Linked DNA regions of Mus musculus: all the other regions are linked to region 1. A link is a loop called in an ENCODE intact Hi-C map of the cell type or tissue named here. Cell type or tissue: left cerebral cortex. All regions are shown on one strand. Links, peaks and the distances in the headings refer to the core of each region. The heading gives the core; the rest is flanking DNA. Region 1 overlaps Cep112 (centrosomal protein 112). Region 2 overlaps Cep112 (centrosomal protein 112). Region 3 overlaps Cep112 (centrosomal protein 112).

Region 1 (10,672 bases), core at 1,422-9,421:
CATTTGGGATTGGTAGCATCTTTTTTGTGTATGTATTGAACATTATATCTTCTTGGAGACATACCTTTCCACACACCCAGGATACAATGATGAGAGATGTTTCCTCAGTAGACATTTCCTACAAGCAACCTTGTGGGAGCCACAAAGGAGTCACTGGCGTCTAACAACTCTGAAATCTAGATGGGCAAATGCTAGGTGTTCCCTCATCACATTTCAAGGCCTGGGAACAATTCTCTATAGCACATGGCTCTTCTCACTGGCTCTGTGTTATCCTTAGGCTCCCTGAGTTTTCCTTCTTTTCTAGTTGAGTAATTTTCCTAGTTTGTCTTTTTTAGAAGCTTTCCCCCTTTTGGAGTCCAGTGGCCATAGATATTTGTGCATTCCTTTTGGGTTCACACTATCAAAGCCACATTTAATCTCTCTTAGAGATATGTCATTTTTACCTTTTGACTTTTGGCTGAGAATATTTGAGAGAAAACCTCAGCAAGATTTAGAGAGCTTGTGTGCCTATGGATCTGTATGTGAGGCACACACTTATCTTAAAGGACTCTGTATGTGAGTGTGTGCTTCCCACCTTCTCAGTCTCACCACAGGGTTACCCTGGCAAGTCTGCCTTTCTATACAGGTAGTGCTCAAACCTTGCTTGAATTTCAGGTCTTAATTTGGGGTCTTTTGTTGGTATGAGAAACTGAGAATGAGAAATTGTTTGTTTTAAAGGTCACAAGCCCTGGGTTGGGAATGTCTTTAGTGTGTACTTGCTGGAAATTGAAACCTTTCTTTCTTTTTTTTTTCTTTCCACATTTTCTGATTAGGCTAAAATAAGTTAGTTGCATTTTAGTATTTACCTGGGATTATCTTTAGTCTAGTATTATAAAACTCATTAAATATACCTTTTATTTTCCATATTAAGGTGATATTTACCAAGCTTTCTGTCTCCAGACCATGTGGATTGGTCTTTTGTTTTATGCTAAATATCATTTTCTTCCATGTCCTTTCAGCCTTCTTCATGGTAGTACGTAAACTCTTCCCACCTCTGCCAGGTGCCTGTCCTACCACAGAACTTGTTGCTGTAGGCTTTAGTTATTTAACTGCTTCTAGGAACTAGTTTCTGTCTTATTGGTATATAACTCTGTAATGACTCATCTTAAGAAGTAAAAGGACAATGATTTTATTGCTTTGTCTATGTGTTGACTGGCTGGACTGAGTGGAACCACTCTCCCTCTTTGGTTTGGCCTGCACTGATCTAGAAACTAGACAAAGCAGTAATGTTGAAAATAGCTCACTCCTTCAGTTGGCATCTTGGTGGTGGGATGGTTAGGTGGCTAGCAGACTGTTTTAGCTCTGAAGGCTGGGGTCATTTTGCCATGCAGTGTCAGAGTTTTCCCTTTTCATGTCACTTTTCCATGTGGCCTTTCCATGTGATGTTCTCTTCTCTCCAGTAGGGCATTCAGACTTCTGAATGGATACGCAGCATTTCATTGTGTAAAAGTGGCTGTTCCAGGGCTACCTTAAGGCTTTGTCCTAGCACTACCAGAGTTTCAGTTTGGTGTGTTTTATTAAAGAAAACGAATCACAAACCCAACCTAGATACAGTGTGGAGAGGCTATACACGAAATTCAAGAAGTGTGAAGTACTCCATCTTGGGATATGACTCATTGCATGGTCATCACAGATAAGAGGGACATAACAATTTAGTTACTAAACCAGCATAAACTTGGTTTAAAGTTTATGGTTTTTGAGGCTATGATATGTTTGTTTATGTGTGTACTGGTGTGTGCATAGTGTGCCAGTGAGTGGAGTAGAGTGGTTGATCACAAATGTCTCCATGTGAGTGTGTGTGTGTGTGTGTGTGTGTGTGTGTGTGTGTGTGTGTGTGTGTGTTTTCATTGTCTCTCACTGAATTTGAAGGTTCAGAGCTCACCAGTTCAGCTAGACTGGCTGGCTGGTCAGAGAACTCAGGGTAGCTGCTTATCTTTGTCTCTTAGCTCTGGGGTTACACATGTGCCCCACTGTTGGGCATCTGAATTCAGATCCATAGTCTTGCATATTGGGCTGACTCTCCAGCTGCACTAATTGCAATCCTTTTTGGAAATCATTTGACATGATTTTATAACTTTCTTTTTAGAATGTTGTGTATGAGTACTGAAAGTAAATCATTTCTTCCTCCTTCCTCTCTCACAGTTTCTCCCTCTTCCCCCCTCTCTCACAGCTTCTCCCTCTTCCTCCCTCTCTCACAGCTTCTCCCTCCTCCTCCCTCTCTCACAGCTTCTCCCTCCTCCTCCCTCTCTCACAGCTTCTCCCTCCTCCTCCCTCTCTCACAGCTTCTCCCTCCTCCTCCCTCTCTCACAGCTTCTCCCTCCTCCTCCCTCTCTCACAGCTTCTCCCTCCTCCTCCCTCTCTCACAGCTTCTCCCTCCTCCTCCCTCTCTCACAGCTTCTCCCTCCTCCTCCCTCTCTCACAGCTTCTCCCTCCTCCTCCCTCTCTCACAGCTTCTCCCTCCTCCTCCCTCTCTCACAGCTTCTCCCTCCTCCTCCCTCTCTCACAGATTCTCCCATGTTGTCCTTTCAATTCATGACCTCTTAGTTATTATTTTGTGCATATTCACACATATGCACATGTGCACACACATATGCATGCACTGCTGAGTCCTATGTATGTATATGTTTAGGATTGATCACGAGGGATTGGAAACCTGTGAACAGTTCTTCCCTGGAGAAGACTGATTCTCCTCTTCCAGAAGCCATTAACTGTCTGTAGCTCTTCATGTAGGCTTGGAGGCTGTGAGATTCCTCCTGTTGCTGGCAAGGTTATGGATCCAGAGGAGAACCTATTGCTACATTTAAATCCTTACCCTTATACCCACAGGCATGAAGTCTAAGGACATCAGGAATGCGTAGACAGTTGGGTATACATTCTCAACAAATCTTTTTTCAGTACATGACAAGTTCCCCAGAACCCACAGCTGGCCAACATTCAGAGACCAACTGACAGTTTAGCTCCTAACCTCAGTGGGTACATCTGTCACACAGCCTCCGACAAAGCTCAGGGAACATCGTGGCAGAGGGCTGGGAAGACTGCGAGCCAGAGGCCCGGATGACTGCTCTGATGTAGTTTCTTCTGAGTACTACAGAGAAGCTACATGGCACCATGGCCGTACCCACTGCAGTCTTTTCTCAAGAGCAAGATCTCCAGCTGAGTCTTTGGTTTCTTGGTGAGAAGACTGACTTTGATTTCCTCTGGAAATCCTTTGGTCATCTCTGGAATCAAAACCAGATAGGCCTTCAGTTTCCACCGTGTTCATCCCAGGCAATGGTGGCGTCTGAAGGTCAGCTTTCAGGCTTCCCTTCTGTACACATTCTTTTCTTTTTTTCTTTCCCCTCTATCCCTCTGTCTCTGTCTGTCTGTCTCTCTCCGTAGTGTTTCTCTCCTAGTTAACTTCATCTGTTAACTTCATCCAGTGATACAGCCTGGAATTATTTGAGGGAGTGTCACCTTGTTCAGATTGGCCTGTGGTATGTCTTTGACACATTTTCTTGATTACAAGCTGATTGCCCAGCTTTCTGATTGGCATCTTCCCCAGGCAGGATGGTTCAGACTGTATAAGAAAGCAAGGATTAGAAGCTAGGGAGCAAGCCAGGAAGGGGAGGTGATCTCCATAGTTGCTGCTTTAGTCCTTGTCTTCAGGTTTCTACCTTGAGTTCCTTTCTTGACCTCCTCAAAGCTAGACTGTGACCTGGAAGTGTAAGATAAAATAAAATTTCTTACCTAAGTTACTTTTGGTTACAGTTTTTATCACAGCAACAGAAAGCAAACTAGAATAATTTCCAGCTGAGACTGATCTGGAATTTTGTAGCTCAGGCTGGCCTTAAATTCATGGTGAATTTTCCTGCTTTAGGCTTTGTAGCTCTCGAATTACAGTCATATCCACCATGCCCAGGTCTGTTTCCATGTAATCTAGAATGGTATTTTATTACTATATTTTAAAAATTGGACTGGGAAGTGATAGTGCATACCTTTAATCCCAGCACTCGGGAGGCAGAGGCAGACAGATTTCTGAGTTCCAGGCCAGCCTGGTCTACAAAGTGAGTTCCAGGACAGCAAGGGCTACACAGAGAAACCCTGTCTCAAAAAACCAAAAAAATAAAAATTGTATCCATTTTATTTTGCTTTCTCCTTTTGGAATTCATAGTATTCCAGTATTAGAGCTGCACTGTCTTCCTTGCTGTCACTTTGTCCTGTATTTTGAAACCAGAAGTTGCATGCCTAGAGCTTTGCTGGCTTTCCTCCACATGGCTTTAATTATATATGATCAGTTTGGTTCTATGTAGATTTTAGGATTAATTTTTATTTTTCTATGAGAAAAGCAATCAAAATTTTGATGTGTATTGCTTTGAGTAGTATAAATCTTTTAACAACATCAATTTTTCAAGCCCATGAACATGGAATACCTTTTTATTTATTTGTGTCTTTCATTAGTGTTATATAGTTCTGGCATATATCTATTTGGTCACATCAATTTCTAGATATTCTACTCTATTTTGATATTGTTATAAACAAGTTCATCTCTCTCCGTTTCCGTCTTAATTCTTTTTTCTTTTTTTAATTAGATATTTTCTTCATTTACATTTCAAATGCTATCCCGAAGGTCCCCTATACCCCCCCCCCGCCCTGCTCCCCTACCTATCCACTCCCACTTCTTGGCCCTGGCATTCCCCTGTACTGGGACATATAAAGTTTGCAAGACCAAGGGGCCTCTCTTTCCAATGATGGCCGGCTAGGCCATCTTCTGCTACATATGCAGCTAGAGACATGAACTCTGGGGGTACTGATTAGTTCATATTGTTGTTCCACCTATAGGGTTGCAGACCCCTTTAGCTCCTTGGGTACTTTCTCTGGCTCCTCCATTGGGGGCCCTGTGTTCCATCCAATAGATGACTGTGAGCATCCACTTCTGTGTTTGCCAGGCACTGGCATAGCCTCACAAGAGACAGCTATACCAGGGTCCCTTCAGCAAAATCTTGCTGGAGTATGCAATGGTGTCTGCGTATGGTGGCCCTCTTAATTCTTTTCTTTTTCAGACAGGGTATTGCTGCTGCACATATAGTCCACATTATTCTTTAGCTTGTTGCATGGCCCAGGCTGATCATGCCCTGCCTCCTTCATGCATGACACAGATCCTGCAGGTTTTATATTTTCAGGACGTTTTTCATTTTTTCTAAAGTATCCAATATGCCATATGACTGATGGCAGTATTCTCTGGAAAACATTCTCATTTTTGATAAATTAATCGTGGCATCGCCTCCTTTGTTCCTGGTTTAGGTGAGCCTCATCTTTACCTCAGTGTCTGGAGCTAACTAAGTGTGTCACTTGGTTGATCTTCTCAGAAGATTAATTCTTTTCGTTGTTGAGTTTTCTATAATCTTTTTTATCTTTGCTCTAATCTTAATATTTTCTATTTGTAGGATTTGGGCTCAGTTTTTTTCCCCTAATTTTTGAAGGTTTAAACTTAGGTTGTTGATTTTTCTTCATTTGTTAGACTTGTATAGCTATAACTTTTCTTCGAGGCATTGCTCTCACTTCATATTGTACATTTTATTATGTTGTAATTTTCAGTTGTTTCTGTGTTTTCTAAATTTGCTTATTTTGTCTTTGATCCATTGGTTAAAGTGTATTGTTTAGTTTTTCATTTTTGCATTTAGCATGGCCATTCTGTGAAGTGCTTTCTGATGGTTTATAGTTCCTTTCTTAATTTCTTCTTTTTTATTGCCTTTCTTTGTGATTTGATTGTTTTTGGTTTGCTTGGATTGTTTTTATTTATATTTTATATATTTACTACATTAAAAATTATGTTACTATACAACTTGCATAAATCATGTTTTAGTTATAATGGGCTACAGTAGTCCATTTATCCACAGTTTTACTTTCCACAGTTTCAGTCACAGTGAACTGTAGTATGAGAGTATTAGGTAGAAAATTCCAGAGATAGCTATAAAGATGGCTTAGTGGTTAAGAAAATTGCAGAGATAAATCATTCATGTTTTATACATTGTGCTTGTTCTGGGTGTACAGTGAAATCCCATGCGTTTGCTCCATCTCCACATGCATGCTCTGTGTTCAGAATGTGTTGTGTTTGGTGCGCCCCGGTACTTAGTGGCTGTGCCTCTTAGTACAGTACATACGGATTTAGTGCCGCCCACTGTTGAAGCCTCCGCCGGGGAGGGGTTGGAAGGAACGTGTTTATTTTAAGCCTGTGATAACAACTTTGATGAATACAAGAACTCTTTACCCCTATTCCCTGCACACATCTTATTAATGTCCCCATTTTTACCCTTTTACATTAGATACCATTCACAAATGACTGTAGCTTTAGTTACTTTTAAAATGTGTGTGTTTATACTGAATTTGAATGTTAAAATTGCATTAATGGACTGATCTTTATTTGCTTGTGCAATTGTCTTTACTAATGGGCTTTACACTTACACGCTTATTCATGTTGCTAACTGCTTTACTCTCCTTTGACTTGGGGACATCCCTGCAGCATTTCTTTTGAATTAGGTCTAGTGACAGTGCACTCCTTCAGTTTGTGTCTGTAGCGGGGAAATGCTTTCTTTTTTAGAGCAAAGCTTTGCAGGACATAAAATTATGGTAGCCCCCCTTTTTTTCCTCTTTCAGTCCTTTGAATATATCACCCCAGTCTCTCCTGATTTGTCAGGATTCTGGGGTGACGTCTCCTGGAAGTCTTCAGAGGCTCTACTGTATATTAGTTACTTCACTCTATTTTTTATCTCTGATCCTTTCTTTGACTTTTGACAGTATGATTCATAATGTGCTACAGTGCAGCTCTCTTTTCATTTGGGTTGTTTGCAATTCTTCAAGCTATATAAATCTGGATGTCTTTTTGTCAGTGGACTCCTGCAAGCAGGCCTGCTGCCCATTTCTGCCTTTTCTTTTTCAACAGAGTACTGCATGATGGTCAGATGGGCGATCCTTTCAGTTCTGTACGCTTCCTTCACTCCCACTCCATTCCCTGCTACTTTGTTTCTCCAACTGGATATTTTAAACCTGATGACTTGGGTTTACTAATTCTTTTTTGTGCTCTTTATAGTGAATGTTATTGAATCCCTCTAGTTAATTAAAAAAAAGATTACTAATTTATGTGTGTGTGTTTGTGTGTAAGCCTTGTGTGTATGACTGTGTGTGTATGTGTGTGGGGGCCATGTGTGTGTCAATGTGTGTCTGTGTGTGAGTGTAGGTGCATGTGGATATGGATGGTGGTATATGTATATATGAACAACACCCAAGAGGGTGTTGGCTTTCTTGAAACTGGAATTCAGTGTTGTTTGTGGGACCTTTTGTAGGGATAATCTCTTGTGCACTGTGTGGAAGCATCACCTGTCAATGAAAAGCTGATGGCCAATGAGCTGAGGCAGAATTAGAAGGTGGGACATCTGGGGAGGAGAGGAACTCTTGGATAGAGTCAGGCATGAAAGTTTCACTCTTAGGGAGTCAGATGTATGAAACCAGGAGAGGCATGTAACCAGCCATGGTAGCAGACATAGAATATGCAAATGGTTTTATAAGTTATCAGCTAATGGGGAACAAGCCCTAGCTTATGGCCTAGGCACCTAGTCATATGTAAACGAGCCTCTGAGTTGCTACTTGGGTACTGGGGTGCAGGTGGGCAAGCCCACAGTTACTCCTTTGGCTCAGTACATGGGTGATAGGATCAAATGCCAGTCTTCATGATAGAGCAGCGCATGCTCCTCACTGATGAGCGCTCTCCAGACCTCCTCTAGCTACGCTTGTGGTTCCGTCGTTGTACTCTTTAGTCCCCGTGTTTTGTTTTTCTTTAAAAATATTCCAATTATTTAAATTCTCATTTTTTTATGTTCAGTGTTTCCAAGCATATTGAGTATTTTGGTGATACTTATGTATTTTGACAGACTTTATTTTATTTTATTTTATTTTATTTTATTTTTGGTCTCATTTCCTTGGCCCAGGGTAAGCAGGCTGGCCTCAAACTCATGACAGCCCTCTTGTCAGTAGGCTGGAATTGCAGGCATAAGCAAGCAGACTGGGTACAGGTCATTCTTGGGCTCCTGCTTCTTAAGTATTAACTTCAGGAGATTCATTTCTTCCTTTGTTTGGGCCATAGTACACAATCCTTAATACTTCGTGTTGGTTTCTTTATATGTAGAAAATAATCTTCTCTCCAGTCCCTTGGATTATTTCTTTGAACGGTGGAAGACCTTTAAGAATTAGTTGGAGAGAAATTCTGTGGCCATTGCAGCCTTTCTGTGGATGTGTCTTCTGACGCATGCATAACCACCCGAGGGTTGTTTTGCTTGTTCTTTCTTGTTTTCAGGAGCTTAGAACCTCCTGTTGCCCTTGGTGTTGCTGCTGTAAGTTGTTTGGGTCCTCTGGAGCAGTAGAGTCCTGACCCAACTTTGGGTTGCTTTTCTGTTTGTGTCTTTTCTTGTGCAATTAGGTTCTACCTGATCCCATTATAACATCAAAACAGGTTAAATAAGTCCTTTGGGAAGCTCCTGAAAAAGTTTGAAGATATCTGACTTATTCTTGCCTTTTCTTTCCCTTCTTGTGAAACTGGAGTAGTAGAGTCCCCATGCATCTAGAGAGTTCTGGCCCCGTCATTGCCTATGTCATCTAGTCCCTTAGGCATCCTTCTGCAAGGCCAGAGTGTTAGGTGTCCCAGTTTTCTCCCTCCCTGGGAGAAAGTGATGTTTGGGCGATTTAGTTGTTAGTTCTGTGCTGAGCGTGTACTCTAACTACCTAGTGCACAAATGGACACTTGGTGCGTTCTAGCAGTTCATAACCTGACAGCTTTTAAGAGCTCAGATTCAGGTGAGACCGAAATCCAACTTGTAAGTTGGACCTGGAAAATCAATATGGTGGTATGCAGCCTTCTCTTTCTTCCTCACCCCAGGATGAGGCTGGGGCCGGAGAACCCACACATGTTCCCTTCTACCTGTTTTAATGCACGTGGTTGTAGCATTGCTTGTGGTGCAGGAGACTCTAGTCTGGTGTTTCCATGGTGCACACTGGAAATTGGTTCATGAACTGAGGCAGGAAGCCCTGAGGTTTCCCATTCTACCATCTTAGTGGCATCAGTTCTTGTAGATTATTTCTGTTGTGGAGAATATTTAATTGATCTTCCTTTGGGTTTTAAATCTTACTAACAAAACACTGTTTAGCTTTGTAATGGTACAGGGCAAATCTACATTTCACTGGTATTTGAAATAGTTTAATGGGGTTATATATTTTAGCACTAGAAAAAGTAAAAGGGAAAATATATATTTTCTCTAGTGTTATTACTTAGTAGTAAAAAACATGTCAGGGAAAGTTACTAAGATACTAAATTTTTTCTTTCTGTTAGCTTTGGCACTCTGAAATTAATTCACACCCTTAAATTGGGCACATATACCAGTTATAGGCTGGGCAAGCATCAGGCCAGGTAGGTATTTTGTATGGCAGGCAGCCTTGTTATTCACAGAGACTTGTGGGTTGGCTTTCCTCCTACTCATTGTCCAACTTGCACTCTGACTGCTCGTTCCATTACCGCAAGTTTGATGCTGTCTTTGTATATACCTAAGAGTTCAAGTTAGCTGTATTTCCAGCTGAAGACAGCTTCATGGCATGGAATTCAACTTCTGTGCCTAGTATCCTGTTTCTTGTGCCAGCCAGATCCTAGTGATGATATCAACCTCCTCTGTTAGTTGGCCTAGTTACCCTGACAAGAAGCTGGTTTCTGCCCTGTCTCTGCTTTCCTTGGCTTGTATTGGTGCTTATTTTAGGAACTTCCTACCAGCGTAGTTTTGGACATGTTGAATTGGAGGCAGTGCTGTTTAGTTTGTATTTGTCATGGAATTGGAGGCTGAGAGTAATATGAATTGGGGTTGTATATTTGGTAAGCAAAGCCTTCCCTTGCTATTTGAAATACCAGAAGTATATTGGTTAACCAGGAAAAGCAGATACAACTATAACTAAAATAACTGAGGGTAGACATAGGACCCTAGTTTTATAAACATGTATTGGTAGGGTGGAGCGGGGGCTACTGAAGGGTAGTCTGAAGGATATCTCTGAAGGGTAGGATGACTAAAAGTCATTTGGTAGTTGACTGACAAATAAGTGACAAGCTAGGGTAGGAATCTTTTCAGAAAACTTATTGTGAAGGGAAAATATTAATATTATTGCTTGGTACCTAGGAGCAGCTATGTATGAATTAATAGTTTGTCCTTTTATGCATGTTCCTATGCAATAAATAGATAAATGTTTCAGGCCTCCTTTTTATTAATATTTTGTATGAGAAGTACTTTTAATATTTAACCATTTTTCAATTTTTAACTATAGCTCCTTTTATGATTGTTTAATCAATTCTCAAAAAAGAATAGGCTACTGCTTAGAGTATCAGGTTGTATCTGCCTATAAACCAAAATTTAAATGCTTGTACAAGTTCAGGCATGTTGACTAATAAAGTTATTCTCAAAATATTGCTTGTCCACTTTTATCATTTGCTTTTAACTTGTTGCCCAGCTGGGAAGCTTACAGGCTTATAAAGCATAGCTCTCTTCAAAGCAGCTTATGCAGACATTCAGCATTGCTTAGTAACCAACCCACAGGATGCTATTTTATTAGTGTTACCCTACCCCAAGCC
Region 2 (10,672 bases), core at 1,133-9,132, 140 kb after region 1:
TCCAACCTTTTTTAGTAGGAAAGAAATACTTTTGTGCCTATTTTTATCAAGATTTAGATTTTGTGCAAATTATTCTCAGAACTAAAAAACTGGCATCTTGAAGAGTTGAGCCTGTCCCTCCATGCAAAAGTATGTTTCAACTGTGCTTGACTGTTTATACATATACACCCCAGTGAAGGTTGGAGAGGATCACAAGACCCTCATGGACGATCTGACTACTCTCTGCTACCTGTTGCAGGTAACTCTGCTGTGATTGCTGTGGCCTCTCAGAGGGATAAGTTTGAGGTCAAAAAAGATTAGGAGGGGGGAACTCCATCTATACAGCTATTGAGACCCTCATCCTTGTGTGTAAAACCTTTGGGGGAGGAGTTCCCACACCCTAATAAGTATCCCTTTATCAATACTTTATAAGGAAACCCAATAAACTCCTTGGTTCTTCAGAGTGAACTTTCATGGAATTGTGCCCCAGTTTGCCACTAGGGCCATAGGAGAAGGTATAGACATTACTTACTCTCCATAGGAGGAATTTTTGTAACAATTAGTCACAAAATTATATCAAGTGTCAGATTTTGTATTACAGTGTATTTTCACTCTGACTCCAAAGACACCAAGAGGGTTGTATATGCCCTGAAGGGAGGGCACAGGTAAGGAAGTAATTTTCTTATGCAACAGAGTAGCACCTTTTGTATCTTAAAATTATTTTAAAAGATGCCAACTCCTTTTGTAAGGACATAAAACCAGTCTAGTGAGGTCATGCCAAAATCAGAGTAAAGTTTACCCTACTTGAGCTGGATGTCTAGCGTCTTAAAGAAAGATGTAGCTCCTTTTAACACTTTAGATGTGGTCTTTTGCTCAGAGCTATAACCAGATGATGATATTAGGTCTGTGTCTCAGGAATGGGCAGTATAAAGGTTCTACCTGCTTCTTTGTGTGGATATTGTACCATGTCTTACAAGGAGTATAAAAGTAATACTAAATTTCATGAGCAAGAAATTAAAGTTTTCTACAGAGAACACTCTAGTGGAATTTGGCATGGTATTGAAATGTTGCCTGGTAATCCCTATAGAAAAAAAAATCTCTCTTTTAATAACTAATGTATTTAAGTAAACTATTCCTTGAACTATTATTGTGCTGATCAAAACCCACAATGACTTAACTGCTTTTAATTTGTCATTTAAAAAATGTAGGTAGATTTGTGAGATAGCTTAGCAGTAAAGGCCACAAATGCCGGAGTTGAGTCCCTAAGACCCACATGGTAGAAGGAACAACAGATCCTTTCAAGTTATACTCTAGTGAGTGCGCGCACGCATATACACACACACTATAACCTAATGTTTAACAGATATTTAGAGTAGTTTCTGGTAGTTTTTATTAGTGAGCTTCACTGCTCTTCCAGTTATACTGACCCATGGTGGAGGTACCAGACTCCCTGGCAAAATGTTTGGGGGGGGGATCAAAACTGAGGAAATGAAAATACCAGGGTAGTTTATGCCACTTAGTCCAGAAAACCTATCCCAAGAGGGGCCTAGTTGCTAATATTACCTTCTCTAGAGGACTTTACTGTTGGTGGGAATGCTGTGTCTATTGAGCAGCTCATGCTGTCTTGGCTTCCTCTGTGTTCCAGTGGACAAATGCAGGAGGTTTTTTTTTTTTTTTTTTTTTTTTTTTTTTTTTTTTTTGGAACTGAGCTATCTACTTTCAACAGCATGGTAGGGATCAAAAATGGTATTCAATACATGGGACACCCAGTGTCTGATGTTAGGCAAAACAATCAGAGAAGCCTGCAGATGAAGGGTCTTTCCCCACAGGGTCTCTAGTGATAGATAGATAGATAGATAGATAGATAGATAGATAGATAGATAGATAGATAGATAGATAGACAGACAGATAGACAGAGCGAGCGAGCATGGTTTTCTAGGAGTAAGATAGACATGGAGCCAATGAGAGGAGTAATCAGTGTGCAAAACATGAGGGCAAAGTCTAGGGTTGGTGAACATGCTTTAGTTGTCTTGTTAAGTGGAAAATCACAGTCCTTCACCTAGATATCGTATCTATGAGGGTTACAGACCCAGAGACCATTGCTGTGGAGGGATAGTGCATGCCTTGTCGAAATACTCTTGCAACACTCTATGGAAACATTCCTCCAATGGAAGCTGTTGCAGCATGACATGGGAACTAACTTCATTCAGAACCTCCAGAAATGACTGTTGTTAATGATGTCAGCACATAAATTTCATGAGGTTGATAAATCTACGAATAAGGAGGTTGGAGATAAAAACAGATTTTTAGAACAGGACCATACCATACTTGCCAGTTTTGTTTAAATGTAAATTTTAATTTTAAGTGAATTTTGATGGAGAAGAAAAGAAATTGAAACATTTCTGAAGTTTAGAAAGCTATTTCTTCATATAAGGGGTACTTTGGATGTTAAAAGAATACTGATTATGACACATCAAGTTTATGGTGCTTTAAATTTTTTTGAGGACATTAGTTATTTCCTACCACAACAACTCAAGTTAACTTGTCTAGACTTCTTTGCTGCTCCTCTCAGTCTGTCATTTATAGCATTATCCATTGTTGAGGTCTGATAGATAGATAGATAGATAGATAGATAGATAGATAGATAGATAGATATACATATATATATATATGTATATGTATATGTATATGTATATAGTCCTATGACCCTTCCTACAGTTATATGGATTTGGGTTTATTTAAATCAGTTTCCTTGCAGTTTGGGTATGATGAGATCTTGTCATTGAACATCTTTATAAGAGCTCACAGTACGGTCACTATGTGGCTGGTCCAGTAATTACCAAGTGTGTAAATGGTGGCTTCACTGGGTAACAAGCTCTCTGGCTATCCTTTTCCACCAGAGCTTTGTGTACAGTTTCACATTGCCTTTTGACACTAAATATTAATTTTAGCTTTTCTAGTCATCTCATAGTTTCTCAAATCTTACCCACAACTCTTACTGTTTATATGACTGGTTTGGGTTTGAGGTCACCATGTTTGAACTGAGTGATAACCCAGAGCCGTTCTCAGTTGTAATTCATTTTCTTTGGTGCACAGTGTGCACTTTGATATCTTATTTTAGAGAAGTTTTCAGTTTTCCTAGGTTTCTTTTTCTTCCTTGCTTTCTACTTTCTCTGGGACTGGAACCCAGGTCTTTTGGAAGAACAAGAAGAGCTCTCAGCCATTGAACCATTGCTCCAACCCTCATTTTATCTTGACACAATGTTTTATAGATGTCTAAACATGTTTTTAGCTGTTCCATGCCTCTTAGAAATGTGAAACTCTCTTGACTCTTCATGCGTACTTCTTTAACCAGTCTTTGTCACTGTGCATCCCATTCTCCTTTGCATATACAAAGGCCTGGATCTTCCCACCTCGCTTGACTCAGAATCTCACTGACTGACCATGCAGTATTCAGCCATGTGTATATTATCTGATTTTACAACGTGGGCATTTCCATAATCTAACTCTTCTTCTACATTAACTCTTAGACTTTATTGCTCCACACAAAGTATCCATTAGTCCAAAACAAGAAGGATGGTGCTTAATGCTTCCCTGAGAGCTGTGCTCCTGAGTAAAGGACCATTCTAAAAAGTCAAAGGACCACTCTTTACTATTCAGTTGATATGGAAGGACCAGGGTCTAGCAAAGCTTTGATTTCTAACACAGTACCACCCCAGTGATGCACTTCGTGATTGTGAATATCATCTTCAGAATATTTCGGTTTTTTTCCCCCTGTGGACTCTGCCATTTATCTGGAGAAGACAGGATAATCTGACAGTGAAGAAACCTAGGCTGAATCCAGAAGAGGCTTAGAACATTCAGAAGTAAGCTGCATAGTCTGTAAGTGAGCAGAGAGTCCTCAGCTCTTGCATTTATCAGGATTCGCTAACCTAGATATTTATTCCTTAAGAAGACTTACTGGAAAAATATTAAACTAACAATTCATTAACATCCACTTTTACAATTGAAATTCCAGTAACTCTTTTCTTATTTGTTTTTTAAAATGATGAAACACATTTGACCAATACAGAATAATTGGCTAGGCTATCAGAACCCTTTGGTTCCTGGGGTTAGAAAGATGCTGAGGTAATGTGGGAACAAACTATCACTAGATTGTAGAAGAGCTCAGCAATGTCATCCTGGGATGGTAGTGTTCCATGGAAGTCATCTTCATCCTCGGCCTCCTGACTTCTTTTCAGCCTCTCTTCCGCCCCAGGCCTTTGGGGTCAGAATGTAGGGATGACACCACTGTCGTATTCAAGACTGAATGTTCTTTAGTTATTATTCTTAGAGCTCTGATGGCTTATAAATATCTGATTTAATTGCCACCCTCTACAAGAAAACAAAAAACAAACAAAAAATCCGATCCTCTCTACTTCAGGCTAAAAGCTGCATCAGTCTTTGGGTATAAATATTTAGATGGCTGTCTGACTGCATGTTCAATAGTGGTGTGTTGCTTCCTTGGGCTCATGCCCTCAACAACTATAGGCTTCTGGCTTGATTTGTAGTATAAGGTATGTATAGTCTTGCTCATGGAACAGGGCTCACATCTAGTCATTGCAAACATGTACATGTGCGCGCACGCACACACACACACACACACACACACACACATATACAGGCCCTCCAACTTTCCATTGTGAATTGAGGAGGTACTCATGGAAGCTAATTGACTGCAAATGGTTGCTGAAGGAAGTGATGTCATTTCTCTAATGCAGGCGCGGGGACTAGGTGAGAAGAAGACAGGGCTCAGAAGGAGGGATTGGAGCACACCTGAGTAGTGGGGTGAACAGAACCACAATGCATTGTATGTATGTATGAAACCTGTAAGATCAAGGAAGGGTAAGCAGTTGGGCATCACTCATTACTAGGGCCTCATCCCTATTTCTTGCCATATGTCCTTTCAAGGGAAGTATTCTATAATTCTTCCGTTGTAGTTTCAGGTTATTTGGTTACTTATTTTGCTTCCTATCAATTTTGAGTCGTACCTATTTTTCCAAATTTTCAAAGACCTCAGTAGAATGTTCTATGCCTCCCTCTACTTCTCTTCATTGTAAAATATGTTTAGAGAATTTTGATTAACATTTTAAATTTTATTATAGTGATAATTGATACTATAACACTGAGTAGAAATAATAATGCATCCAAGAACTAAAGATTTTCTAGTTCAATAATTAATACAGTTAGCTGCTGAAAATCTGCTCTAATAATGCTCACTTTAGTTTCCCTTTTCTTTTGGGATTAATATTATACTTGTATAAATCACAGAATAAAACATATGCATTTATTTTAGATAATAAAAACCTTTTTCCTTTACTACTTGGTATACTTAGAATATACTATAAATGTGTACTATTTATCTCTTTACTAATACATTGAAATAATATATGGACAAACATCCAAATTTTAAGTAAATTTGATGCAAAACATATTTTCTATATTATTTATGTAGTATTGTAACATAATCATAAGTGTGTAGGTTCAAGAATTAGCATACATTTATTTTAAATAATATAACACATTTATGAACAATTATAAATTTATTATTGGTTTCCCAACTCTAAAGTCACAATAAAAATATTTTAAAACATATGTTCTAATCTAAAAGCAAACTTAATTTGTTTTTTTATTCTTATTTGCAATTAGGGAATTAAAACTTTAAAATTCATAGAAAAATTACTTCTGAGATTTAGTGTTGTGTGCATTCCTGGAGAAATGACTGCTATAGCTTTAAGATAAGGTAGTCTGGTGATTCATTGCAGGAAACAAGATCGATTTGGAGCAGACTCCTACTGTTAGCTTTTTTGAAGATGAATTCTCACGCTGAAAATAACACAACATATTCTAAATAACAGCACCCCCACACACACACCCTGAAATCCACCAAAACTGAAGAAAAATCCAAGTGACTGTTCTTAGCAGCTGTGTGGCCTGGAGTTCACTGGGGAAGCTGGCTTCCTGCAGTCCCCTATTCATCACCTGCTTCAAAGACAGCCTGGCTGGCTATAGTTTGCAGGCCAGGTAGGGTGCCATTGTGCACAGTCTGGGAGGATTAGTATCAAAGCTGCGGCAACCAGGCCCTTGGTCTCAGGCTGCCATTCAGTCTAGCAGGGAGAGGCTAAGACTGGCCAAGGTCACAGTCTCCAGTGTGGAGTGGACTGGGAAAGGATCCTGAGAATAGAATGCTTTTTATGAAATCATGGCGCAGGCTTGCGGCACAGCAGGTGCCCTTCTGGAAGACATAACATCTGTTTATGTTGGTGTGCCGAGCTGACAACGAGATAATAGAGCTTTGAAATTTATCATTTTATTTTTAAAAGACAACTGTATATACAATAATCCAGATGCGTATTTAGCTCAGATCTTTTATGGGGAAATAATAAAGGGAACTGATCGACTTAATTGTTGCTTTTTACATGTTTATATTCCAGCAGAAAGCAAGGCATACTGACTAGTAACCGTTTACAGCCATTGCTGATCAGTAATGCCTAGTTCTTGGGGAGGAAATACCTAGTATTCAACATCAATTTTTTCAGTGTTCAGACATTAGTGTCAACAGATTGCAAAGGATTTCCTGAATATGCCAAGCATATTGAATATTAGGGGTTTTAGATAAAATGCTCCCCATCAAATGAATGTATTTTAAGGGTGAGGTAATAATGACGCAAAAATAAAATTTTCAACTTGGACAAATTAGAGGAAAATTAAGCTGTACATGAGTTGTCATGACGACAAGGATGTTCTGTTGATGAACTGTCCTCCTCATTGTCCAATCAGATAGTAGAGCTGAAGCTGGAGCATGAACAGGAGAAGACGCACCTATTACAGCAGCACAGCGCAGAGAAGGATAGCCTAGTCCGAGACCATGATCGGGAAATTGAAAACCTGGAGAAACAGCTTCGCGCTGCCAATATGGAGCACGAAAATCAAATTCAAGAGTCCAAGAAACGAGATGCTCAGGTAATTATCAATAATATTTGCTAAAACGGGTGTCTATCTTAAAAAGTCATCAGCGTTTCATGTTTTCTTATTCTTCTTGATGCACGCTGTTTGATCATTTGCAAAACTGACATATAAATGTGATTTTTTTTGTTTTCTCCCCCCGCCCCACCCCCTGTTTGGAGGATGAATAAGGCTTTAACTACAGAAACCACAGGTAGCCAGATTAAAAATCCCATGGCGCGCTATAACTTGGTCCCTTTTTTTATAATCTTGTCTCAGTTCCTTTCATGATTTTTTTTAAAGGTATGCCCCTTACCCCTCCCCTCAGCCTTAGAAAATCCCTAAGAAATATATTAGCCTCACCCCTGGCTTTTTGTTTTAATCTCTGAAGGCAATCAAGTAGCTGCTTTCATATTTGCTTCTCCTGCCTATTGTTGTTTTTCTCCATGAGACTCTATGTTTGATTACCTTACTTGGATGATAATTGATAAAAATGACTCCAGAGAAGTGCTCTTTCTCATCAGGTCTGTTGCTTTTTCCTGCACACACACACACACACACACACACACACACACACACACACACACACACACACACAAGCCTCCTAGCCTCCATCTCTGTAGTCCCTGTTGGAAGCCATTTGGCAGAATAACCCCCAGCTGTGGTAGCATTTGACTCTTCAAACTTATGGATGAAATGTGCACTGTCAGCATGGAAAATTATCTTTATAAATTTCAGATGAAAAAAATCTTATTGGGTATGTATCTTTGTGGTACAATACATTCTTTAGGGTATATATAATCAAGGGCCTTTAGTATAGCCTCTTGAGCAGATTGCTGTGAAATTTTATTAAAGAAAAATGTAAGAGCAATTGACAACAATAAAAAGATAATTTTCTTTTCTAATAAAACCATATCATCTAGTGGGTCTAAAGACCTCTTTTGCCACTGAAATCCAAGCATGCTAACCACACTAGAAGCAACCCTGGTTATCCTTCCTTCTAAAATAAGAGAATTTCCAAATAGCAAAAGAAATCTTCTGGTTTGTATGTGTTTAAGCAATTCTGTAATTACCTAAACATCAACACATTTTTAATTAAAGAAGATGTTAATTTTTTGAGTGGAGAGCAGCTGGCGGTAAGGCAAAGAATGGGAGTTGGGTATTTTTCATTTGACCTTGGTTTGTCTTATTTCAGAGAGTAATTGGTACAATAGGAGTAGACTTGATCAGATTTTCTGTCAGTAATAGACATTTTTAGGGATGTATGTTTTGATTGCTTTATGGGTATGTGGTTACTAACAGGTGATTATTATAATACGCATGGTCCGAGAGTAATCATGTGGTTTCTAACAACGTTCATTATACTTTTGCTATTAACCTCATTAGAATCTTTAGAAAATATATGCTGTTGTTTTTGATTTTTTTTAAAGACTATTTTCAAACTTATGTTCTCCTTCAGACATAATGTTAACCTTACCATTGTCCTTCCATGATAAGGGACACGAGGTCTGGATCAGTATAGGATCTGTTTGCATGGAAAAATCGCATAATAGATACAATAAAACCCATTAGTTTGCTTACGTGCTGACTATTTTGGTGCTGTGGTGGAAAGCTGACACACTAGATGCCAAATTTATAGGAAATCTTTCTTATTTTGCATATGCCGTACCTGCCATGTAGGGCGCGGTTCGTCTGATCATAACAAAAGGGAAATTTCAGAACTATTATGTGTAATTCAACCATAGGAATGATGCAATATGGCTGTTAACTGGGTTTATGCTCATCAAAGTATTCACTGGGAAGACTCTGACCGTTTTCGATGCTTTGGTTTGGGAGATTTCACACATTTTGTGTTTTTCTTAAGCATTTGACTAAGTGAGATTGCTGTCATGGGAATGGCAGTAAGCCATGCAAACCCGGAGTCAGTTCATTCCTAAGCAACATGAGACGAATTGGGTACACATTGGTACCTAGATGTGTTCAGAGAATATACTTTTAAAGACCTTTTATTAACAACTACAGTTTAGAAAAATCTTATGGCTACCAAAACACTAAAAATGTGTGTCTATGGTGCTTATCTGAAGATATTAGCTCAGTATCCTTCAGGTAGCTCCTTAATTTTTATATTATGTCTTTTTATGATTGTGGCCTAAAAATTTAATGTATGATGTCTTGGAGTTATTGAATTCCATTCACAAATTTAAAATACACAAAATGGCTTGATGTTTTTCAAAATAGAAAATAAAAAAACTCACCATGGTATTTGATGTAGAAAAACACATATATTTTAAATATTAGATTGTTGAATTTTTTATTTCCAGAGAGATTTCATTTTCAGCTAACATTTGGTTCATCCAGTTTAGCATTGGAGGCCATTTTGTACAGTCCCTAGCTGGCAGAACACTACTGCAGTGTCTGATTTGGATAGTGTGGCTTTGTTTGCCGCTCTCTTCCATCAGATCCTGAGACTGAAGATAATATAAAAAATAAATCATTCCAGCTTCTTCCAATTACAGAGTATAGTATATACTGAAAGACAATGGTTACTATTTAGCTGTCCTTCTCTATGTAAGACTTGCCAATTAGGAACATCCTTTTAGTGAATATGATTATAATTGTAACAAATTAAAATTTACCCTAGTGATTCCCCCTTTCTATAATAAGGATATCACTTGTAATACATTTAAGAATAGTTAGTCCCCACCCTCATCTTATTAGTTCATTATTCTATGTGTATGTGTCATGTTTCATACTTTTTAGCAACAGAATATATTATTATGTGATAATTATGCTTGCTAAAATGTACATTAAATTTTGTCACCCTTGTTTAACATGTTCAGTCTGGATTTGTCTAAGATCATGTTTTAGAAAAAAAAAATCCAGATCGATGGAAATCAACACCATGGCTTATTCAAATATTTTCATTAACCAACATTCTCTTACTGAAATTGGAGAACAGTTTAATTGACTGAATCATATTTTAATATAAAGAAAATTTATAAATATCATCTTATAAAGCTCTGCTTAGCATGGCAGTTCTGTATGCAATTGTTACTTTGCTTTAGTATTAGCACATAGTGAGTTCATAATGTTGACCTGGAAGAAAAATAAATCCTAAGTTGTATCGACTTGTGGTTGTTGGTTGTCCATCTAGGATGATGACCCTTTCAGAGATTTCCTAATCTTGTCTCTGGTTGGCCTCAATGGGAGGTTTATATGAATACCAAAAGACAGTTTTATGGTGCCTTTGTGACCACCCCAGAGGTGGTGTTACCACCTTAGACGGTCCATGTGACCTGTTGCAGGATAGATAGATCAATAAGATAGGGCAACTGGCAAGCACTGTGAGCCCCTCAGGACAGCGTCCTTGGAGAAACTTATTAGCAATGTCTAAAAACATGTCAAACGTATGACTTCTATGTGCTCTATGGATTTTGCATGACATTGGCATACTGAATGTTATGAACTTCTTAAGTGAACAGTCATGATTCTAATCATGATAAAACAACTTTTGTGTAGTGAGTAGGTAAATCATCTTCATTTTGCTTTATTGATTCACATTTAGAAGTTCTACCCATTATAGACGTACTATGAAATGTAAAATTATAGACGTACTATGAAATGTAAAATTATAGACCTCTACTTTAAAAACTTTCCTTGGAAGATACTTATTTTTAAAACTTTTAAAAATTGTATTTTAACAGCATTA
Region 3 (10,672 bases), core at 1,746-9,745, 290 kb after region 1:
AGTCACATGCAGTTATAGATTCTGGTCCTTTCTCCTCAGAGCTCAGCTCAGTCACTGCTTAGTGACTAGCTTACTGACCCCCTGCACTGGACATTTTTATTGTGACTCGGGGCCCTTGTACTTAGAGTTGGCCATGGCCTCCTGTGTCTCTCTAGGAGGTGTTCGAGAACTTGTGTTTTGCATCTTACAAACTTCCCTCTCCCTTTCACAACCCCCTTTCCTGCCTTCATCTCTATCATGGACAATCAGACCATCTAAATCATCACCTTTTGAAAGTATATTTTTCACTCGAGCAGAAGCTCTACAGAAGTAGAGAGAGGTTCTTCTGTGTTGTATGCAATGTTGCAGCCCTAGCCTAGCTGGATGAGTTGGATATTTATCAGTAAAGGAGTTGGTCTCGTTTGTTTGGGCCAGCTAGCCACAGGTCCTGCAAGCCACACAGCTAGCCACAGGTCCTGCAAGGAGCTGCAGCCAAGACACAGACTTCTCTGCACTGACCAACATCTCTGAAAAGGAAATTGGTCTTTACAGCACTGCAGTTAATTTTTAGGTTCTCTAGTGGGTAAATATTTGTAAAGCACTTAGAACAGTGCCTGGTGTATGGTGCGAGCTCTCTAAGTGTTTATTTTAAAAGCAACAAATACTTCATCAAGCATTTTTTGATAAGTAACATTAGCAGAATATGAATCAAAACCAATAAACCTCAAAAGGTTCAAAGTGGCCCCAACTCTGTAACAGAAAGTGACTGTGTCAGTCACAGAGCTGGGGTGGAAAGTGACAGCTTTCTAGACAAATAGCAGTGGTCATGTGCTCTTGATACATTTTAACAAAGTTAGAGTGTAAACTGGATGGGACTGCAGATGTGGAAATTTGTGGAGTAAGCTATAAGCACAGTTTTGAAAGGATTGTTTCAAAAGTAAGGGCTAGGAGACTGCACAGGAAAAGGCTGGGTGTGGTATATCTATCCATTGTCAAACACTTCTCTGCAATACTTTGTTAGGGCTGGGAACCAGCCTTCTAGGATCTCACAGGTTGTGTCACTTCAGCCTTACTGCCATGACTATAAGAGCCTGCATGGATTGCTCCCTCCTTCCAGTATGCGATTCAATTAGACAGCACTTGCCTATCTATCTCTATTTCTTGAGGAAGTTCTGTCAGATTTAAAATGAAAGATTGGTGATACAGCTCAGTGGAGCAGTATGCATGAAGCCCTGGAGTTGTTTTGTGGGTGTGTTTGTTGTTTGTTTTTAATGTAACACTATTTCATTGCTTGAGAATTTTATGTATGTATACAATGTGTAATGATCAAATCTACCCCTCATTTCCAACCCGTAATGCATCCTGTGTCTCCTACCACGGTTCCCTCCCAATTTCTTATATTCTCTTAGTGCTGCCAATATATGCAGGGGTTTGGGGTCATTACTGGAGCATGTATACACATTCAAGAGTATTATTCCCCAAAGAAAACGGATTCTTCCCCCTCTTCGCCATCAATTGCCAACAGTTCCTCAGCTAAGGGTGGGGCTTCCCGATACCTCCCCCACTGCCTGCTAGGATTTTGTCTCGAATGATCTTGTGCAGATCTTGGGCTTGCTGACAAGGCACTGTGAGTTCATGTTTGACTGCCAATTGTGGCCAGAAAACAATTTTAATACAGTCATCCACCTCTTCTGGCTTTTACAGTCTTTCTGCACCTTCCTCCTGAATGATCCCTGGACCTTAGGAGAAGGCATGTGACATAGATGTCCCATTTAGAACCTCTGAGTTTGAGCCACAGCACTAGAAAAGAAAGAAGGAAGGAAGGAAGGAAGGAAGGAAGGAAGGAAGGAAGGAAGATGGGAGGGAAGGGGAAGGGAAGGGAAGGGAAGAGGGAAGGGAAAAGGGAAAGAAAGAGGAGAAGAGAAAAGAAAAAAGGGCATGGACTGTGACTTAGAGTTTGGGATGAATGTTAAAATAGCTACTGAGTTTGGTGTGTGTGTGTGTGTGTGTGTGTGTGTGTGTGTGTGTGTGTGTGTGTGTTTGGGGCAGATGTTAAGTCTCAGCTCCATCATTTTCTGTACTATATGGTGATAGGCAGGTTGCCAAAACACTTTGTGCCTCAGTTTCCTCACTTATAAAGTGGGAGTTCATAATGATGCTGCTTCAAAGAAAAGAAAGAACCGATAGAAATTCCAGCTACTTTGACAGTTGTTTCTAATCCCATAGAATGTCTTAAAGTAAAAGGTGAGGAAACTCTAAGAGAAATCAAGACAAAGATATGGAAAATAGAAACAGTGAAGAGATGACAAAACAGAGAAGCTGGATAGATGAGCAGACATGCTGAAACCATTTCCAAGAAATGAAGGTCTGTGTGCTTGACAGGGAAGGGGCCCTGGATAGGGTGGGTCACTCTCGCCTATCTGAGCACCAAGGAAAGGTTGAAGATCTCAAGCACTCCCAGAGAGCAGGAAGAGGGTCACATCTAAGAGACCAAGGCTTGAGTGGCAGGAGGACAATCACGTTCTAAGCAGTGTGGACTTATTCTGGGAAGGCTACCCTAGTTCCAGGAGAGAAAACTTTGATTTAGATATATTTGTCACTTCAAAAGATTGCTCTTGTGTGTTCAGCCAAGTAGGGGCTCAACTCTGCTTAGTGGTCTGAACTTTTCACGCCTGTCTTTGTCTGAGCGCACTTATTTTCCTTTTCAGCTAAGGTGAAGAGCATTCAATTCACCCCCTTCCTTCCCTTCCTCCTCTGCCAGTTCCCTGTCCCATTTGTCTCCCTTTCCCTTCCTGCTCTTCATTCTCCCTTCCTTTACCTTTGAGCCGCCACACTTGCTGTGTCTATTTCTGTCTCTCCTTCTCCCTTTTTCTTTCTATCCACAGAAGTCTTATGTTTGTCTAATAATTGGCAGGAGAGATCTTTTTTTCTTGCTTGCTTCTTCAGTGATGAATAGTTGGCGTCAGATCAAAGACGAGCCCTGTGGTTTTCTGGCTGCCCAGAAGGGCGGTGCAGCTGGCAGGCATCCCAGCTGCCTGGTGATAGGCATGTGGAAGAGATACCAAGCTCACAGGTCACTGTGTGTGTGTTCGTGTACGTGTGTTTTGCAGGCCAACAGCAGGCTGAAGCAGATCGAGAAGGAATACACTCAGAAGCTTGCCAAATCTTCTCAGGTAAGCATGAGCCAAAGACACAAAAGAAAACAATCAATCCAAAAGCAAACGCAAAAGGGAAACCGACAAACACAACAAAGCCTTTGTACTTCAGAGTTAAATCGAATTCTTGTCAGTTTTTCATGGATTAGTATGCTATTTTTATGGGTAGATAAATAAAATATGTTTTTAATACTTCGGTCTTATTAAATTAGGAATAATTGTACATATTGAACCATTTGAACCAACATACTACACACACACACCTTAATGTTCTCACACACACACACACACACACACACACACACACACACACAAAGATGTTGTAAAACTAGCTAGCACACTGAGCAAGCCCAGGCCGAAACACATTTCACAAGGGCAGGAGATACACACCTACATTTGTGATGTAAGCAGGTTGATAACATCTGTTTTTCCCTTTTTTTTTTTCAATATTCTAACTTGTTGCACCCATGAGCTAGCTTGTTAACTAATTTAAAATGACATACAATTCTAGGTTAAATTATAAGCTCAACTGCTGGCTTCTTCTGGAGGAAGGAAAAGAATCCCTGCATCCATCGCTGGCTGGTTAACTCTGGCTGTTTTCCTACAAGGAAGACTAACAGTTAAAACGCCACCTCTGCTTGAGGGGTGATGCTGGCAGTACTTTTGCTGCACGAGTTGGTCCATTTTCCAATAGCTTCAGTTAGGGAGCATCAAACCTCTGGAGTACCGTGAGTTCTCCTAGATGTAACCAGTGGTTACCTTCATTTGGTAAATGAATAACTAAACCATTTAGTTTTACAGTTTTCCTGTCTAGTGATTTTAAGTTTGGCTTTAGTGTCGTTGCCTGTGTACAATGGTGTATAAAGTGAAATTCATGTAACATTTTATGAATGCCTCATAAAAGGAGCAACAGAACAGATGGCAATACCCAACATTCCTGGGCAAAAACCTAGTGACTTTATTCAGTCTTCCGTATTGGCTCCGTTTTCCAGTTGAGAAAACGGAGAGTTAAGAGCTGGCTAAGGATGTAGCTCAGCAGTAGAGGGTAGAAAACAGAGATCAGAGAGATGAGCTCATAGGAGTTAGCAAGTGACTAAGCCAGGACTCAGCCTGGATCTGACTTCAAAGTGGCAAGCTTGACCTTTGACATACCAGCCTGCCCCAGTGCTTCACCTTCCCAATACAGCAAAACTTTGAATATGGTTATCAGGAAATGTTAATTCTGTAATTGTTTCTAAAATGAGCGTGTTATATAATTCACAAACCATTAAGAAACCCAGAAGTCTCTAATTGAATAGTCATATGTGTTCATGTGAAAGATGATTATGGCATGGTTGCCATTATTCCAGCCCTTAGGAAGAAATGCCCTTGTCAGTCTGCCAAGATGATGCTTATAACCAGCTGAAAGAGATCTGAGCACTCCCAAGTTAACGTTGAAACAGAAACATGAAAAATTGCAATTTGGCATCGTGCTTCTTTTGCTTTATTTGAAATGGAAGATAGAGACAGTAAGATGGAAGCTGGCTAATACAAGTGCTTAACTCACAAGAGTGTGAACAGAGTGTAAACTTAGGCTGAGCTACAGAGTGTGTGCAGAAGACTGGTCAGGTGACATTAGAGCAAATTAAATGCTAGCGTGTAGAAAAGCCCAGGAGTCCACAGGCTGGGTTGGCATACCAGACAGTGGTGCCACCTGTGTGTCCTTCAGGGAGTTTACCTGCCACCACTGGAATCTAGTTTCCTCATTAGTCAAGGAAAGATTATTACCTACTTCTTAAGACACTGTTAACTAGTAAGTAAAATTAATAGCCAAAGCACATAGTGCCTTGTATGTACTAAAACATTTAATAACTGTTAGCAACCTTAGGTGTGTGAATATTTCAGTAGGAAAAGGAAGAAGAAAACCAAGGAAGAGATCTAGAGGAAAGTTGGAATTTTTTCATCAGACACCATGCTTTGAGGTGCTTAAAGACTGATGAAATTTCTCTACAAAATTTGGAAATGTGCAAGCATGCTATTTTTCTTCAAGACATTAAGGGAAAGGCCGTGGGAAAAAAACCAGTAACTATCAGGCACGGTAATCATTTCATAAACTAAAGATCAATTGATGCCAGAAACACACATACTAAAGGAATGTCAAATGGAAGATAGCCTTACTCTGATAACAGCACTCGTCTGTACCCATCTCTGAGACAGTGAGTATTTATAGCCATGAACTGGCATTTGAAAGCATTCGCCTACAGTGCCAGGCACTACTGAGAAACAGATTATTTTTAAATAAACATTTTCAAAAACTCAGAACCATGGACTGTTTGTGCTTTCAGATGCTAGTTTGTAGAAATCTCTAATGCATATCTCATTGAGCTCATGAGAGCGCCAGAAGCAATGTTGCTTCAGTGTGTTTATTGGAATTTTAAAATCTCCCTCTTAAGAGCAGTGCAAATGTGAATATAGTAGAAATGGGTCCATGGGTGCTCAAGAGAACAGCCGTTTAAATTTAGAAAATATTTGAAATCTTTTCCTCCTGTAAAGGAAGTTATTTGATCTTTGAGATTTTATCAAAAGCTTTGGTCCTAGTAGCACATGTGCACTTCACCTCAGCACACTCAGAGCCTGTGCCCCTTGTGAACCACACAGCGTTCATCATAGCACAAGGGTGGCATCATCTCTGGCCATGGGACTTCTCCCAGTCACAGATTTGTTCTTTTTGTCTGAAGATTAGACAGTTACCTTGCCTTCTGAGTCTTCACAGTTCAGATCCCAAAACAAGGTATTACAGTTCTACAAAAGTATTCGTAGCTGAAGAGGACCAACTGCCACATGAACCCCACCCCCACCCCCCTGCCAATCATCCCTCATCACTACCCTGGCTTGCTTCCCCTTCATGGTGCAGATTAATGCCCCAACTGTGTCCAGGGGCCATGCCAAGAAGTAGAGGGTAGCAGGGGTCTCTGTCTTCCTGTATTTTGTTAGGAGCCCCAATACCCTCCTGTCTTTTTTAGGTGTGGTTTATGTTGGCTATTGAACTTAGAGGAAGAGTTTCAAAGTGTACCAAAATCTAGAAAAAAACGTAGAATGATTTAAAAATCGAAATTTAACCTCTATTTTACATTCTGTAAAGACGTTAAATACGATCCTAATATCTATGTAAAGTTTCATTGCTTAACAATTATTAGCAGCTATTATTGCTTTCATGGATCAGGCTGCTTATAACACCCCTCCCAAAACAGCCCCTGTTGTTAACCAGAGCGTTAATTTCTCATATCTACGTGGAAATGTCCGAATCCAGTCCTTACTCTGAGGTAGATAGAGGTTGAACACTTAGTGACATTTTGTGTTCCTTATGATTCTATCCAAACTGGACATTCCCAATAATGATTGTCTATAATGTATTATTTTTCTTTCAGAAATTTTTTACTATTATTTATGGACTGGCTAGATTATGTCAGTTCAGTTTTCCAGGTGATGAGTGTTTCCTATTTAGCATGGTAGTTCACTACTTTATTTACCATTATGATCACTACTCAAATATTTAGTGAGTGCTAGTGATGTATGCACTGAGCTAAGGTGAAGAAGTGTGTTTTCATACACTCTTAAGTCTACAGCCAGTAGACTTGACTGTTGTGTTCCTTGGCTACATTCTGCTTGTAAACCTAGTGTTCTGATCACCTCCTAGTCTGAAATATTAAATCTCTTTAGGTGACAGCCATTCTACCCACTTGTCTGGCTGTAGAGTTCGTTCTACTCCAGTGTCCTGACACTGCCTCATGTTCCCTTCATGAGCTTTAGAAAGAGCCTTCCAGATATGATCCCATTGTCCCACAGACGTCCTTATTCCCTCCCCTACAGACTGTAGAGGCAATCATGCTTTCCTTGCAGCATTGCTTATGCGCAGCTCCTTCCAACACCTACACTCATTTCTTCTTGTATGCATTGTTCACAATCCTTTAAAAATGAGGGATATCCTGGTTTTGAGCCCCTAAAATCATTTGAAATATCCCCAAAATATTTTTATCTTCAACCTTGGCTGCCTCAATTTTTTGAGGCAACATTTCATGTAGCCCAAGTTAGCTTCAAAGTCAACATACAGCTGAAACTGTCCTCCAGCTCCCGATCCGCATGCCTCTACTCTCACTACTGATTTGCTCAGTCCTAACATTTGAGAAAATATATTTTGTACTTTAAAAGTATACCATCACTACCAACTACCACCTCCTACCCGCCACTACCACCTACCCCCCATCACCCATCTTATCACCACCCACCCAGAGTAAACTTTCATGAGTATAGCATATGAGCATAGTTAAGGAGGAGACAACCTGTTTGGAAGTATGAACTTCTCTTTGATACCAAAATCTTGTTAAAAAACAAAAAGGAAACTGGCTCACTGGAGGATGAAGCTGTCTGTGGGCTTCAATTCTTACCTAGCTCCATAGCTGGGAATCATCTTCAACAAGGTGAAATATCTAACCTCGCTTTGTATCTCACAGTAGCAAGTGATATAAAAACTTTAAATTTCAACACAATCCATAAACAGTAGTTAATGCCCAAGGGTTACTGCATAGAATTAAGTGGCCATGAGGAATGAACTTACTTAGCTTGCTGGGAGTTTGGTGGGTGGTGGTGGGGGCGGGTGGTGATGGGGGTTGGGGAAATGATAGGTGGTGGTAGTACAAAGTCTTACAAAAGTCAGACCAGCCTTTCTCACTCTTAAAAAGTTTATTTCTCAATAAAATACAATCTGACGCTTTTCATTTTTTTGAGATCACAGATGTTCTTTCTTCTGATGAGTAAATATTGTGGAATGTTAGAGTGGAAATGTCTTCCAAAAATATTTGGTTGAGCAGTTGTTCACCATTCACAGTTTTATTGGAGCCTTTTATTGTGTGGAATTTTGTGCATTATCCTGAGTGATATGTTAATTGAAAATGTTCAGTTTGTGGAATAGAGTTTTGCCAAATTCATTCTTTTGTTAAGCATAAATACATATAAAATAGATGCCTCTTGCTGGAGAATTTGAAGTTACAGCATGCTGTTTTCATTTTAGATCATAGCAGAACTTCAGACAACCATTTCCTCTCTGAAAGAGGAGAGCAGTCGGCAGCAGCTTGCTGCAGAAAGGCGGCTCCAGGATGTTATACAAAAGTTTGAAGATGAGAAGCAGCAGCTGATTAGAGATAATGACCAAGCAATCAAGGTAATCTGAAGACTCCAGCAACCAGTGGTACCAGCTGCTTTCATGTAATTAAAAGGAGGCTGGAATCTCAGCAGTGGGCAGATGAACTCAGGTATCTGGCTTGCTCACACAGCCTGCAGTAATTCATTCACTGGACTCTCTACCTTTGATGTATCCAGTGACTCAGGCTGACTTCCCTCCAAGAGATCGCATGCCAGCATAAAAAGTCATTTTTGGCAAGCTTTAGCCATTCATATTGAACAACTATCTGAAAAATACCTCGCCTTTCTCTTGAGAATTACTTTGGAATTGTCTCTTGAAATTAGAATGAGTGTTTGAGCTCAGCACTGCTGCCTAGCACATACAGAAGTCAGCTTTCCATTTTTATCTGCTCTTTGCCCACATCCTTTCATTGTGCAGTCACTGAGTGAGCAATAGCATCTGTCCCCGGCATGGAATGCCAGCCATCTGATATGCTTTGACGTTGCACAGGGTTGATTGTTGCTGCTGAGAACTTTGGTTGTTTCTAAATGGCTTCAGAGAACCATTCACACCTTAGTAGCAACAGAGAGCTCCCTGGACCTGATCCTCTGGGTTAGAGGCAGTTAGAGCTCAAAGAAGCATTGTCCTTGGCTTCATAGTGGCGGATACTATTGTAAATGTCTACATCATGCTGCGATTCATCTGTAAGGAGCAGCATCTGGAAACCTTTATAAATAAGGCTGAAAGGAGAACAAAATTGTTTTAAGGGATGCCCAGCAAAAGGTTATTTTTTACTGCCGTTGCTTTAACAATACTTAAAACATGTAGAGTAATCATAGACAGCAAAGAAATTTTTGCTCTGTGTGTGTGTGTGTGTGTGTGTGTGTGTGTGTGTGTAAAATGTAAGCCTACATGGTATTGAATACAATAAAAGGCTTTAAGCGATGGAAAAATCTTTTGAGACAAGTACAGACAACCTCCTAATTTTACAGGATTTGATTAATAATGAGTTACCTATTTATTTCTACTTGTAAGCTTTTTGCATCCCTGGGTTATAAGACAAAAGGGGGGAAACAAAAGCCCATTTCCTTTCATGTTGTGGCCACCAAGAGCGTCCATCTTCCCTTCGAGTTCTTGCCACTGAGAGCATCTGTCCTCCAAGCCCCTTTCGATTGTGGATGCCCACTTTTCACCACAGTCAGTGCATTGGCCTGGTGTGAATGTCTGCTGCATGACCTAGCTGTAGAGTTTGTTTGAACTGTTTCTTACATAAAATTACCTTTTAAGTAGATTTCTCTTCCACTTATATCCAAATAACCAAGTGGTTGGTAATTTCCAATTTTCAAATAAACAAGTGGATCCCATTTATAAGCAGAAGAAGACATGAGTTAGGTTACCCCAGCAACCATCCTAGCATTGTTTTTAGAGGATTAAAGATACCTTGAGAGAATTGTAAATAGTACAATTACCCATTTTTAAATATTTATTCTTATAGTTGTACTCCATTTGCATGATAAAAGGGAAAAGCCTTTTAATCATAACTTCAGACCCATCCCAAATCACAGACTGAATTTAAATATGGCAGTTGATATGTATATAACATGTGCAGAAACATATGTAGTTTATTTTTCCTGATAGTAACAAATTACAGTTACAGGTCAGTTAAAAAGCCATGGCACATTCCTGTAATTGCAGCACTCTGCTAAGGCCAAGGGAATCATGAGTTCAAGGCCAGCCTGAGCTTTATAGCAAAATCTTGTCTGGAGAATAAAAGTTTATTAATTAAAGAAAAAGTGGAAATGCAATGATAGTGTTACTTAGTATGTAAAGAGACCAGGTTGTTTACCTACCTCTATTAACACTGTTAAGATAAAAGTTGATTTATTAGCAGTTGTTTATTTGACTTTTTCCTCTGGTGTACTCTCTCTCTCTCTCTCTCTCTCTCTCTCTCTCTCACACACACACACACACACACACACACACACAGAATAATAGGTGATATTCATCCAAGCCTCACCACATTCTGGCTTCTCTAACAAACATTTTCATTTATTTTTGTTCCATTACATCACTTAGCTCTTACAAATTCTTTTGCCTGTTTCGTACTTTTTATTGTCTTTAACTTTCGGAAACCAATCACATGAAACTACAAAATATCTTGACATGTGTACATATAACTCAAATTACCTCTTCTTCATCTATACATATACAACTTGATTCTTAAAAGGTAAAGAAGGGAAGGTACATCCAAGGACAGGCCTGCAGACTATTAGAAAGACTTTAATTTTCCACCAACCTAACCCCAGTTCCATGCCCAGCACTTAACTCTTGGTCATAGACATTTCCAGAAAGTTCTCTCATCCTCTCTGAGCTTCCAGCT

Evidence for each region. Hi-C counts contacts between places; a loop is a spot of excess contacts. Peaks named below come from ENCODE experiments on the same cell type or tissue, not always from the same donor. Only the 100,000 strongest peaks of a DNase experiment are listed, where the experiment ranks them.
Region 2: it touches region 1 in a loop (2.2-fold over the local background); 3 of 42 quality-filtered maps call a loop at or near these places.
Region 3: a loop joins it to region 1, with 2.7 times the contacts of the local background. A loop is called at or near these places in 3 of 42 quality-filtered maps.

What each region holds. Positions count from the first base shown.
Region 1 is chr11:108,458,140-108,468,811 of GRCm38, forward strand. The region is part of intron 4 of Cep112 (centrosomal protein 112); the gene reads left to right. Among named protein-coding and RNA genes, the nearest start is that of Cep112, 38 kb to the left of the region's middle. In left cerebral cortex, for the core only: a CTCF peak has its summit at 6,133; DNase peaks (open chromatin) are centred at 6,182 and 6,967; H3K27ac peaks cover 339 bases.
Region 2 is chr11:108,599,415-108,610,086 of GRCm38, forward strand. It overlaps Cep112 (centrosomal protein 112), which reads left to right. Exons shown (of 27, transcript NM_001373899.1): 20 at 6,799-6,981. Among named protein-coding and RNA genes, the nearest start is that of Gm51924, 34 kb to the left of the region's middle. In left cerebral cortex, for the core only: no CTCF peak of the experiment used is centred there; a DNase peak (open chromatin) is centred at 5,885; H3K4me3 peaks cover 1,053 bases; H3K27ac peaks cover 478 bases.
Region 3 is chr11:108,749,489-108,760,160 of GRCm38, forward strand. Cep112 (centrosomal protein 112) reads left to right here. Exons shown (of 27, transcript NM_001373899.1): 22 at 3,090-3,152; 23 at 8,182-8,331. Among named protein-coding and RNA genes, the nearest start is that of Cep112it, 63 kb to the right of the region's middle. In left cerebral cortex, for the core only: no CTCF peak of the experiment used is centred there; DNase peaks (open chromatin) are centred at 3,003, 5,370, 7,367, 8,301 and 1 more place; H3K27ac peaks cover 589 bases.